2 separate regions of the Homo sapiens genome follow, and region 2 is linked to region 1. Evidence: chromatin contacts called from ENCODE Hi-C data. All regions are on one chromosome and are shown on one strand. Each heading gives the region's core, a stretch centred on a gene start or an enhancer-like site at or near the end of the contact. The rest is flanking DNA. Distances are from core to core; before and after follow the strand shown.

Region 1 (5,927 bases), core at 2,276-4,775:
AATGCAAAAATCCTCAATAAAATACTGGCAAACCAAATCCAGCAGCACATCAAAAAGCTTATTCACCACGATCAAGTTGGCTTCATCCCTGGGATACAAGGCTGGTTCAACATATGCAAATCAATAAACGTAATCCATCATATAAACAGAACCAAAGACAAAAACCACATGATAATAGGTGCAGAAAAGGCCTTCGACAAAATTCAACAGCCCTTCATGCTGAAAACTCTCAATAAACTAGGTATTGATGGGACGTATCTTAAAATAATAGGAGCTATTTATGACAGACCCACAGCCAATATCATACTGAATGGGCAAAAACTGGAAGCATTCCCTTTGAAAACTGGCACAAGACAGGGGTGCCCTCTCTCAGCACACTCCTATTCAACATAGTGTCGGAAGTTTTGGCCAGGGAAGTCAGGCAGGAGAAAGAAATAAAGGGTATTCAATTAGGAAAAGAGGAAGTCAAATTGTCCCTGTTTGCAGATGACATGATTGTATATTTAGAAAACCCCATTGTCTCAGCCCAAAATCCTCTTAAACTGATGAGCAGCTTCAGCAAAGTCTCAGGATACAAAATCAATGTGCAAAAGTCGCAAGCATTCCTATACACCAATAACAGACAGCCAAATCATGAGTGAACTCCCATTCACAATTGCTACAAAGAGACTAAAATACTTAGGAATCCAACTCACAAGGGATGTGAAGGACCTCTTCAAGAAGAACTACAAACCACTGCTCAATGAAATAAAAGAGGACACAAACAAATGGAAGAACATCCCATGCTCATGAATAGGAAGAATCAATATTGTGAAAATGGCCATATTGCCCGAGGTAATTGATAGATTCAATGCCATCCCCATCAAGCTACCAATTACTTTCTTCACAGAATTGGAAAAAACTACTTTAAAGTTCATATGGAACCAAAAAAGAGCCCACATTGCCAAGACAATCCTAAGCCAAAAGAACCAAAGCTGGAGGCATCACGCTACCTGACTTCAAACTATACTACAAGGCTACTGTAACCAAAACAGCATGGTACTATTACCAAAACAGAGATATAGACCAGTGGAACAGAACAGAGCCCTCAGAAATAATGCCGCATATCTACAACTGTCCGATCTTTGACAAACCTGACAAAAGCAAGAAATGGGGAAAGGATTCCCTATTTAATAAATAGTGCTGGGAAAACTGGCTAGCCACATGTAGAAAGCTGAAACTGGATCCTTTCCTTACACTTTATACAAAAATTAATTCAAGATTGATTAAAGACTTAAATGTTAGACCTAAAACCATAAAAACCCTAGAAGAAAATCTAGGCAATACTATTCAGGCCATAGGCACGGGCAAGGACTTCATGACTAAAACACCAAAAGCAATGGCAACAAAAGCCAGAATTGGCAAATGGGATCTAATTAAACTAAAGAGCTTCTGCATAGCAAAAGAAACTACCATCAGAGTGAACAGGCAACCTACGGAATGGGAGAAAATTTTTGCAATCTACCCATCTGACAAAGGGCTAATATCCAGAATCTACAAAGAACTTAAATTTACAAGAAAAAAGCAAACAGCCCCATCAAAAACTGGGCGAAGGATATGAACAGACACTTTTCAAAAGAAGACGTTTATGCAGCCAACAGACACAGGAAAAAATGCTCATCATCACTGGCCATCAGAGAAATGCAAATCAAAACCACAATGAGATACCATCTCACACTAGTTAGAATGGCGATTATTAAAAAGTCAGGAAACAACAGGTGCTGGAGAGGATGTGGAGAAATAGGAACACTTTTAAACTGTTGGTGGGACTGTAAACTAGTTCAACCATTGTGGAAGACAGTGTGGCGATTCCTCAAGGATCTAGAACTAGAAATACCATTTGACCCAGCCATCCCATTACTGGGTATTTACCCAAAGGATTATAAATCATGCTGCTATAAAGACACATGCACGTGTATATTTATTGCAGCACTATTCACAATAGCAAAAGACTTGGAACCAACCCAAATGTCCATTTAATGGTAGGCTGGATTAAGAAAATGTGGCACATATACACCATGGAGTACTATGCAGCCATAAAAAATGATGAGTTCATGTCCTTTGTAGGGACATGGATGAATCTGGAAACCATCATTCTGAGCAAACTATCGTTAAGGACAGAAAACCAAACACCGTGTGTTCTCACTCATAGGTGGGAATTGAGCAATGAGAACACTTGGACACAGGGTGGGGAACGTCACACACCAGGGCCTGGCATGGGGTGGGGGGAGGGGGGAGGGATAGCATTAGGAGATATACCTAATATAAATGACGAGTTAATGGGTACAGCGCACCAACATGGCACATGTATACATATGTAACAAACCTGCATGTTGTGCACAAGTACCCTAGAACTTAAAGTATAATAAAATAAAAAACAGCAAAAATAAATAAATAAAAACCATGTAAGTTATATTGAACGTAATGAAACTGAATGACAGTGTTCTTCAGAGGTGAAGTTTTGATTATTATATCACATAGTAAGTTATTTTAAAATGTAATAGAAACTAATTAAACTTAGTCTTTACGTTTAAGAAGAGACATTTTCATATTTTGAATCTCACAGTCTGATAGAAATAATTATAGCTTCTTAAACTTGTTTAAAAATGCTTTTCAAAGAGTTGCACATTATTTGCTTCTTGCAAAATCTCAGGAGATTGAGGTGAAGTTAAAGGGGAGGGAAATTAATATTTGTATATCTTTGCTATGTGATCATCATTTCTTTATTCATTAAGTAAGTACTTATTTGAAACTTACTATGTTTTAGGTTTTCTTGTAAGATTTTTTTTCCTCTTAGCTTTGTTCCATATGAACAAAGGATTCTGTGGCCGTCAGTTTGAGAACTACTACCCTATGTGTGCTGTATCAAATACTCTGTCTTGGAATCTGTGGGGAATACAAAGTGGGATCTGTTTGTGTTGTCCTCAAGGAACGTTTAGTCTAGGGAAGAAATAACATAGGTTTGGCCGGGCGCAGTGACTCACGCCTGTAATCCCAGCACTCTGGGAGGCCGAGGCGGGTGGATCACAAGGTTAGGAGATGGAGACCACGGTGAAACCCCGTCTCTACTGAAAATACAAAAAATTAGCCGGGCGCAGTGGCGGGCGCCTGTAGTCCCAGCTACTCGGGAGGCTGAGGCAGGAGAATGGCGTGAACCCGGGAGGCAGAGCTTGCAGTGAGCCGAGATCGCGCCACTGCACTCCAGCCTGGGTGGCAGAGCGAGACTCCCTCTCAAAAAAAAAAAAAGAAATGGTTTGTAAATAGGTGCAAAGTAAAAGTGCTAAATGTTACAAATGAGTTGTAGATTGTTTTGGGGGTCTGAAGAGCATGCTTCTGGTTGGGGGAAATCAAGAAGACTTCCTGCAGGAGATTATATTTGAGCAGTGACTTGGTTATTGCTACAGAACTAGTCACCCCGAAACCTAGCAGCCGGAAGTAACAAGAATCATTTATCTGTCAACAATTCTTGGTTGACTGAGTGGCTCCTCTGCTTCATGTGCTGTTGGGTAGGGTGGTACTGAGATATCTGGAATGTCCAAAATGGTCTCTCTCACATCCCTGGCAGGTTGGTGCTGGCTGTCAGCTGGAGATCAACTAAGGATGTTGCTCTTGGCCTCATTTCTTCTCCTTATGGCCTCCCCATTGGCTGTGTTCTCACAGCATGATGTTTGGGTTCCAGGATGGCAAGAGCGAAGTCTGTCAGGCTTTTTATTTTTTTTTAATGACAGAGTCTCCCTCTGTTGCCGAGGCTGGAGTGCAGTGGCTCTATGTTGGCTCACTGCAACGTCTGCCTCCGTGGCTCAAGTGCTTCTTGTACTTCAAATTCCTGAGTAGCTGGGATTACAGGTGTGTAGCACCACATCCGGCTAATTTTTGTACTTTTAGTAGAGATGGGGTTTTGCCATGTTGGCCAGGCTGGTCTCAAACTCCTGGCCTCAAGTAATCCGCCCACCTTAGCCTCCCAAAGTGCTGGGATTACAGGTGTGAGCCTGGCTTTCTTAAGGCTTGTGCTGGAAGTGGCCTAGTGTCACTTCTACCACATGCTGTTAGTTGAGGTGTGTCATACCAGCCCAGATTTAGTGTGAGAAGGGGCTTTACAGGGGCCTGAATACTAGGAAGTGTGGTTCATTGGGGACTGTCTTTGTGTTCATGGGAACTCCAGTTGGGACTAAAGCTCAAACTGATGCTTTAGTGTCTGGTCTGTGTTGGTTACTAAAACAATGTATGTACTTTTTTTTAAAAAAACTAGGAAATTTCTCCTCTTCTCTCCATGGAGGCTATGGCATTTGTTACTGAAGAGAGGAAACTTACCCAAGAAACCACTTATCCAAATACTTACATTTTTGACTTGTTTGGAGGTGTTGATGTAAGTAGCTATTTATTATTACTACTGCTGTTACTACTGCTTAATGGTTTGGGAATTTAACTTTTGAAATGGGAGATAGGAAAGATTTCAGAATTTATAACATTTCAGATTTTAACTTTTAGAAGCTTAGCGGCATTTACATGTTGAAGCAGCATAGTTTTTACTTCAGAAGAATTCATTTATTTAAATTGGTGTATACCTTTTTAAAAAAATACTAAGTGAAAAGTACATCTCTAAATTTCCCAGTGTCCCCTCCTCAGAACCAGTTGTGATTACTAGTTTCTTGTGTGTCCTGCTTAAGATGTTTTGTTTTTTTTGTGTGTGTGTGTGTGTGTGTGTGTGTGTGTGTAAATATTCCCCACCACCTCCACCTTAGTTTATTTTCTCCGCACATAGAGTGATATACCATATACACGGCTACACTATTCTGTACCTTCTTTCTTCTTCTTTTTTTTTTTTTAATTAAAACAATTTTAGGCCGGGCGCAGTGGCTCACGCCTGTAATCCCAGCACTTTGGGAGGCCAAGGCAGGTGGATCGTGAGGTCAGGAGTTCGAGACCAACCTGTCCAAGATGGTGAAACCCTGTCTCTACTAAAAATACCAAAATTAGATGGGCACGGTGGCAGGCACTTGTAATCCCAGCTACTCAGGAGGCTGAGGCAGGAGAATTGCTTGAAGCCGGGAGGCAGAGGTTGCCGTGAGCCAAGATCATACCACTGCACTCTAGCCTGGGTGATGAGCTCTCAAAAAAAAATTAAATGGTTAGTGTTTCCTGGTGTGATTGTGCCATAATTTATTTACCCAGGCCCCAGTTGACTGGCATTTATAATTTTTCCACACCATTTCTCTTACAGACAAGGTTGCAGTAAAGATCTTTTACATATTTTTGTATACATGTGAGTATATACCTTTGGAACAAGAACGTATGTTTTTTATTGTTTATAAATCTGAAGTTTACCTACCTAAGAAGTTTTGTCAGTTTATATCCCCAGGAACAAAGTATGAGCGTCTGTTTACCCATACCATCACCAACATACTGTGTTTATGTGTGTATTTTTATAGACTTTGTTACTGAAGTATAACCTTCATACAGAAAAGTACACCAATAATTACCACAAAATACATTCACTTTTGCACTACCACCCAAATTAGGAAATAGAACATTACCAGTACCCAGAAGCCCCCTTCCACAAACAGTGTATTTTAAGTATTTACTAAGCAGTTATGAGAAAAGTGATATTTTTCCATAGTTTTTTTTAATCAGCTTTATTAAGATATGGTTCATATACCATACATTTCACCCATTTGAAGTACACAATTCAGTGGTTCTTAGTATATTTGCAGATATGTGCAACCATCACCACAGTCAACTTTAGAGCATTTTCATCACCTCAAAAAAGAAACTCCATGTGTTTTATCTAGCACTCCCCTACCTCTACCACCTCCTCCCCCTCTCCCCACACTAGTATACTTTTTGTCTCTATAGATTTCTCTGTCGTGGACGTTTTGTATAAATTTAGT
Region 2 (5,550 bases), core at 1,207-3,706, 1.5 Mb before region 1:
CTGTCACCCAGGCTGGAGTGCAGTGGGACAATCTCAACTCACTGCAACCTCCACCTCCTGGGTTCAAGCAATTCTCCTGCCTCAGCCTCCGGAGTAGCTGGGACTACAGGCACCTGCCACCATGCTCAGCTAATTTTTGTATTTTGTAGAGATGGGGTTTTGCCACGTTTGCCAGGCTGGTCTCAAGCTCCTGACCTTGGGTGATCCACCCGCCTCGGCCTTCCAAAGTGATGGAATTACAGGTATAAGCCACTGCATCTGGCTACATTCGTTTTCATCCAAAACCTGGCTGGGCTTTTAACCATTAACCATTATGCTAAACTCTTCTCTTTTTATACCTTTACTTGCAATTTCTCTACATCGTGTGTGGATTACTTTGGTAATTAAAATGGTAGGGCTACACTTGACCTTCAAGTTACCATAGCCTCCTGGGAGCAAAGACGTCAGATGGTTCAGAGACCCTTCTTCCTCTCATCTTGTAACTTTGAAAGACAAAGAGTTGCTACTTTCCCAGCCCAGTAGTTTCCTGGGGATAGGTCAGTGTCCTGATAATGAATGGTGAAGGTCTCTGGAGCAAGATCATCAGAATCTCATGTGGCATCAGTGAAGAATGCAGATTCCTGCCCAGACTCTCTGGGCGTGAGGTCTGGGAATATGCATCTTTGTAAGCTTTCCTGATGATCTTGATGGATATTTAGGCTTGAGAATTACTTCTCTGGGTAATTAGGCCCAATTCTGCCACTTAAAAGCTGTGTGGTATGGGGTAAGTTATTTTACAGGTTGTTTTTCCCTCAGCTGTGTGCTGAGCAAGGATAGATAGTAACGTATAGATTATCCTATTTCATCCTCCCAAGAGGTAAGTATTACTATTCCCACTTTATTGATGATGAAAACTGAAGTTTGGAGTAGTGAACTGTCTTGCCTATGGTCATGACAGCTAATCAGTGACAGACCAAGAATTTGAAACCAGGCTTGGGTCATAGAGAAATGCCTTTGAAATCAGTAACACTGACAGCAGTGATGGTTATTTCTGCATCCTTCGAGTGCCACACCTTATCCTCTGCAGCTCTAGTGCATAACATAGCAAGGATACAGCCATACAAGGCAGACCTGGCCTCTGCCATATGGAGTTTTCATGTAGCAGCTTTCTTTTCTTTTTTTTTTTTTTGAGACGGAGTTTTGCCTTGTCACCCAGGCTAGAGTACAGTGGTGCGATCTCGGCTCACTCCAACCTCTGCCTCCCGGGTTCAAGCGATTCTCCTGCCTCAGCCTCCCGAGTAGCTGGGATTACAGGTGCCTGCCACCGCGCCAGGCTAATTTTTGTAATTTTAGTAGAGATGGGGTTTCACCATCTTGGCCAGGCTGGTCTCGAACTCCTGACCTCGTGATCTACCAGCCTTGGCCTCCCAAAGAGCTGGGATTACACGTATGAGCCACCGTGCCCAGCCCATGTAGCAGCTTTCAAGCTAGACTGTACTTTTAAAATCCAGAGTCCTCAGTCTTACCCCAGAGATGCTTATTCCTAGGGCTAAGTTGAGGCAAAAAAAAAAAAAAAAAAAAAAAAAAAGGTTCTAAGCCTGGGGGCCATGGAGAAACTACCATTCAAAAACAGTGGAAAGGAAGAGGACTTCCCTGACCACCCATCTAGAGGATGGCAGATCCCCTCCCCACCAATCACTACCATTACCTTTATTTTATTTTATTTTATTTTTGAGACAGAGTCTCACTCTGTCGGCCAGGCTGGAGTGCAGCGGCGCCATCTCAGCTCACTGCAACCTCCGCCTCCCTGGTTCAAGTGATTCTTCTGCCTCAGCCTCCCAAGTAGCAGGGACTACAAGCATGCACCACCACGCCACCCGGCCACCTTTTTAAACAAAACAAAACAAAAAAAATATTAATGCAAAGTCCAAAATCGATACCCAAAAGCTTGAAGCATCATCTTAGCCCTATTAAGAACAAGGGTATAGGCTGAGTGCGGTGGCTCACGTCTGTAATCCCAGCACTTTGGGAGGCTGAGGCAGGCGGATCATGAGGTCAGGAGTTTGAGACCAGCCTGACCAACATGGTGAAACCCCGTCTCTACTTAAAATACAAAAATTAGCCAGGGGTGGTGGTGCGTGCGTGTAATCCCAGCTACTCAGGAGGCTGAGACAGGAGAATCACTTGAACCCAGGAGACGGAGGTTGCAGTGAGCCGAGATTGCACTGCTGCACTCAAGCCTGGGCGACAGAGCAAGAATCTGTCTCAAAAAAAAAAGAACAAGGGTATAGAGAGGCGGCCAGGCTATACATAGCCAGCCCAAAGAGACAGCGGGTATTCACGACCAGGGCAGATACATTTAAAAGCTGTTTCCTGAATGAGACTCTAATAAAAAAGGTGGATGTCCTTAGATCATGTTCCCAGCGTCACAGGAGGGGCCCTAGCCACATTATCCCGCAGTTCACTTTCATTATCTAGAGTGCTTGCTCACTCCAGGGCTCATTTGAAGCTTGATGCAGAAGACACTTTTGGTTTCAGTTCCTTTTATTTTTTTTTGAGACAGTCTCGCTCTGTCGCCCAGGCTGGAGTGCAGTGGCATGATCTCGGCTCACTGCAACCTCCGCCTCCAGGGTTCAAGCGATTCTCCTGCCTCAGCCTCCCGAGTAGCTGGGATTACAGGGGTGCGCCATTCCCACCCCACCAATTTTTGTATTTTTAGTAGAGACGGGGTTTCACCATGTTGGCTAGGCTGGTCTTGAACTCCTGACCTCAAAAGTGATCTGCCCGCCTCAGCCTCCCAAAATGCTGGAATTACAAGCATGAGCCACCACGCCCGGCCGATGTGAATTGAATATTAAACTTACTTTGAAAAGCTGTAACAGCATGTGCCTATTCTGCTGAGCTCCAGGGCCAAGTGTGCAGTTTGAGAGATACTGAGAGAGAAATGGGGGAAAATCAGGACCTTGGGTGAATGGCTGAGGGAGCTGAGGCTCTTTAATCTGGGAAACTTGAGTGGGGAGGCTCTCTCTCCAAATTCCTGAAGGAGAGTGACCTGTAGGAGAGACCACCAAGATTTCATTCACAGAAGAAACTTCTTGTGCTGAGCCCACAGCACTGTTCTAGACAGCTAGATGATACTATGTTAGTAAGTGACCACTATATTACTTCAGGTAGGTTCTGGGCAGACCTGAGTGACCCTGAAGGAAAACAGACTTGAATTTGAATTCGAGCTCCATATTTATATGGGCTATATGAGTTCAGGCAAGTATCTGAAATCCCTACTCAGTTTCTCTTTTTTTTTAGAATAAAAAAAAATTAAAAAAACGATGGGGTCTTGGGGTCTCATTCAGTCACCCAGGCTGGAGTGCAGTGGTCCAATCACAGCTCATTGCAGCCTCAAACTCCCAGGCTTAAGTGATCCTCCAGCCTCAGCCTTGGAGTAGCTGGGACTGTAGGCACAAGCCACAGCCCACTCAGTTTCTTTACCTAGGGCATCTCACTTTCATGTGTGTGTGTACAAAAATTAAGAAATTGGGGCTGGGCACAGTGACTCACGCCTGTAATTGCAGCACTTTGGGAGGCCGAGGTGGGTGGATCACGAGGTCAGGAGATCGAGATCATCCTGGCCAACACGGTGAAACCCCGTCTCTACTAAAAAATACAAAAAATTAGCCGGGCATGGTGGCGCACTCCTGTAGTCCCAGCTATTTGGGAGGCTGAGGTAGGAGAATCACTTGAACCTGGGAGGCGGAGGTTGCAGTGAGCCAAGATTGTGCCACTGCACTCCAGCCTAGCAAGAGAGAGAGACTCCGTTTCAAAAAAAAAAAAAAAAAAAAGAGACTGAACATAGCACAGACCCAGACCCAGGCACACTCAACCAAACTCAGTTTCCCACTGTTGCAGACCTTGGTTTTTATAGTTTGGGCTGCAGTTAGTGTATTGTCATTTCAGTATGGCAGAAACGTATTAACAGCTAGTTTAAGCAAAAAGGGGAATTCACTAGCTTACATAATAGAGAAGTTTACAGGTGGTCCTGGTTTCAGACATGACTGGAGCTTCCATCTCATAGCTGCTTCTCTCTGTGCCGGGTTCACACTGCAGTCATGCTTGTTTCTTACCGAGAGAGGGGGAGGACAAAGTTGCCAGTTCCTCAAGGTTACATCCTCACCACTTAGCAACCCCAGAGCTTAACTGTTGATTCCAGGGAAGACTGGCCCAATGTGAGATGCAAATGCCCCCTTTACCCTGAGTTGAATGGGATACAGAATGGAGCTGGTGAAAGGGAATGGGGGTACAGCGTGCACAGAACTCACAGCTGGCTACTAGAGGGAGAGTAAAAGATGTAAAGCAAAATAAGAAGCCAGTGACTGCTTTGTCTTCAAGCCTGGGCCCTGAGCCCTGGTGGATCAATCAAGAACCCTGTTTCTGCTTAAAAAAACAAAAAAAAATTTTATTTGACAAAAGACAAAAAAGTTATTTACAGTAGTTTTTGCTCAAATAATTCAATGGGACAACTGTGCTTCTCCTCCAGGTTTATCTTACAACCAAACCCAAGCAGAGTCTGCCCTACCCAACACCCCATTTTACATAATGGGGAAATGCCAACCAGAATTCAGCAGCATGGCTCCCTCACCACCCTCCATTGCTCAGTGCACTGTGGGGAGGGAAAATCCCACCTCAGCCCAATACACTTCCAGAGTTCCCTACTACAGGCATCCTGCAGCAGTTGCACCAGACCTGGGCTCACTGACAGGGCTGGGATGGAAGAGGCTGGGCAAATGGCAGCATCAGTTAACCTGGATGAAGCCATGTTCATTCTTCCCCACTGGGCCTCAGGAGGGTGAGGATCCCTGATCCCCCTGGGGCACACGGGGAGAGGGCACGGGAGGAAGAAGCCAGAGGGAGGCAACACAGAGAGCCCAGGAAACTTGCCCACCTAGAGAGAGCAAAGCTCCCTCTCCTTCAGCGATCCGTTCACACTCCCACAGCAACAGATGGGCGACTCAGAAGTTGGGGAGCCTCTGTGATGGCTTCAGGGATCTTCCCAGAAAGTACAGAACACATGTTACTGTCTTTCTCCTGGCTAGATCCACCCACCCAAGTTAGTCAGTATCCAGGAACCTTTTCTCCTTGTGCCTGACCTGGTGATTTCAGGAAAACTAAAGGCTGTCGTCCTGATCTATCTTTTGGCCCAGTGACACTACTCAGGACAAAAATATTTTGGCTAGCAATAACCTAGGATTAGTGTTTCTTAGGATATATAAAGATGGGGCATATTGTTGAACACTGTCAGCAATGAAACAGCAAAAGAGGCTGGGCGTGGTGGCTCACGAGGTCAGGAGTTCCAAGACCAGCCTGGCCAAGATGGTGAAACCCCGTCTCTACTAAAAGCCAGACATGGTGGCGGGTGCCTATAATCCCAGCTACTCGGGAGGCTGAGGCAAATAATTGCTTGAACCCGGGAGGCGGAGGTTACAGTGAGCTGAGATCGCACCACTGCACTCCAGCCCGGGTGACAGAGCATGACTCTGTCTCAAAAAAACAAACAAACAAACAAAAAACAAAAAACAA

The links. A loop is a pair of places that touch in the nucleus more often than their neighbours do. Pooled maps may share reads with other maps.
Region 2: a loop to region 1 is called in a map of lower leg skin, with 19 times the contacts of the local background. The contact joins two enhancer-like sites. A Hi-C loop is called at or near these places in 1 of 168 maps with a recorded cell type or tissue (lower leg skin) and 1 of 50 pooled maps.

Annotation. Positions count from the first base shown.
Region 1 is chr20:35,067,774-35,073,700 of GRCh38, reverse strand. It overlaps TRPC4AP (transient receptor potential cation channel subfamily C member 4 associated protein), which reads left to right. Exons shown (of 19, transcript NM_015638.3): 3 at 4,289-4,405. Among named protein-coding and RNA genes, the nearest start is that of TRPC4AP, 22 kb to the left of the region's middle. RefSeq lists an enhancer at 3,194-3,363. Within about 2 kb of position 3,525, at least 3 of the 41 ENCODE cell types and tissues checked have a DNase peak (open chromatin) inside an H3K27ac peak, as active enhancers do.
Region 2 is chr20:36,592,802-36,598,351 of GRCh38, reverse strand. All of the region lies in intron 2 of TGIF2-RAB5IF (TGIF2-RAB5IF readthrough), which reads right to left. It overlaps TGIF2 (TGFB induced factor homeobox 2), which reads right to left. Exons shown (of 3, transcript NM_021809.7): 3 at 4,402-5,550. Among named protein-coding and RNA genes, the nearest start is that of RAB5IF, 10 kb to the left of the region's middle. RefSeq lists an enhancer at 2,264-2,633. Within about 2 kb of position 2,456, at least 8 of the 41 ENCODE cell types and tissues checked have a DNase peak (open chromatin) inside an H3K27ac peak, as active enhancers do.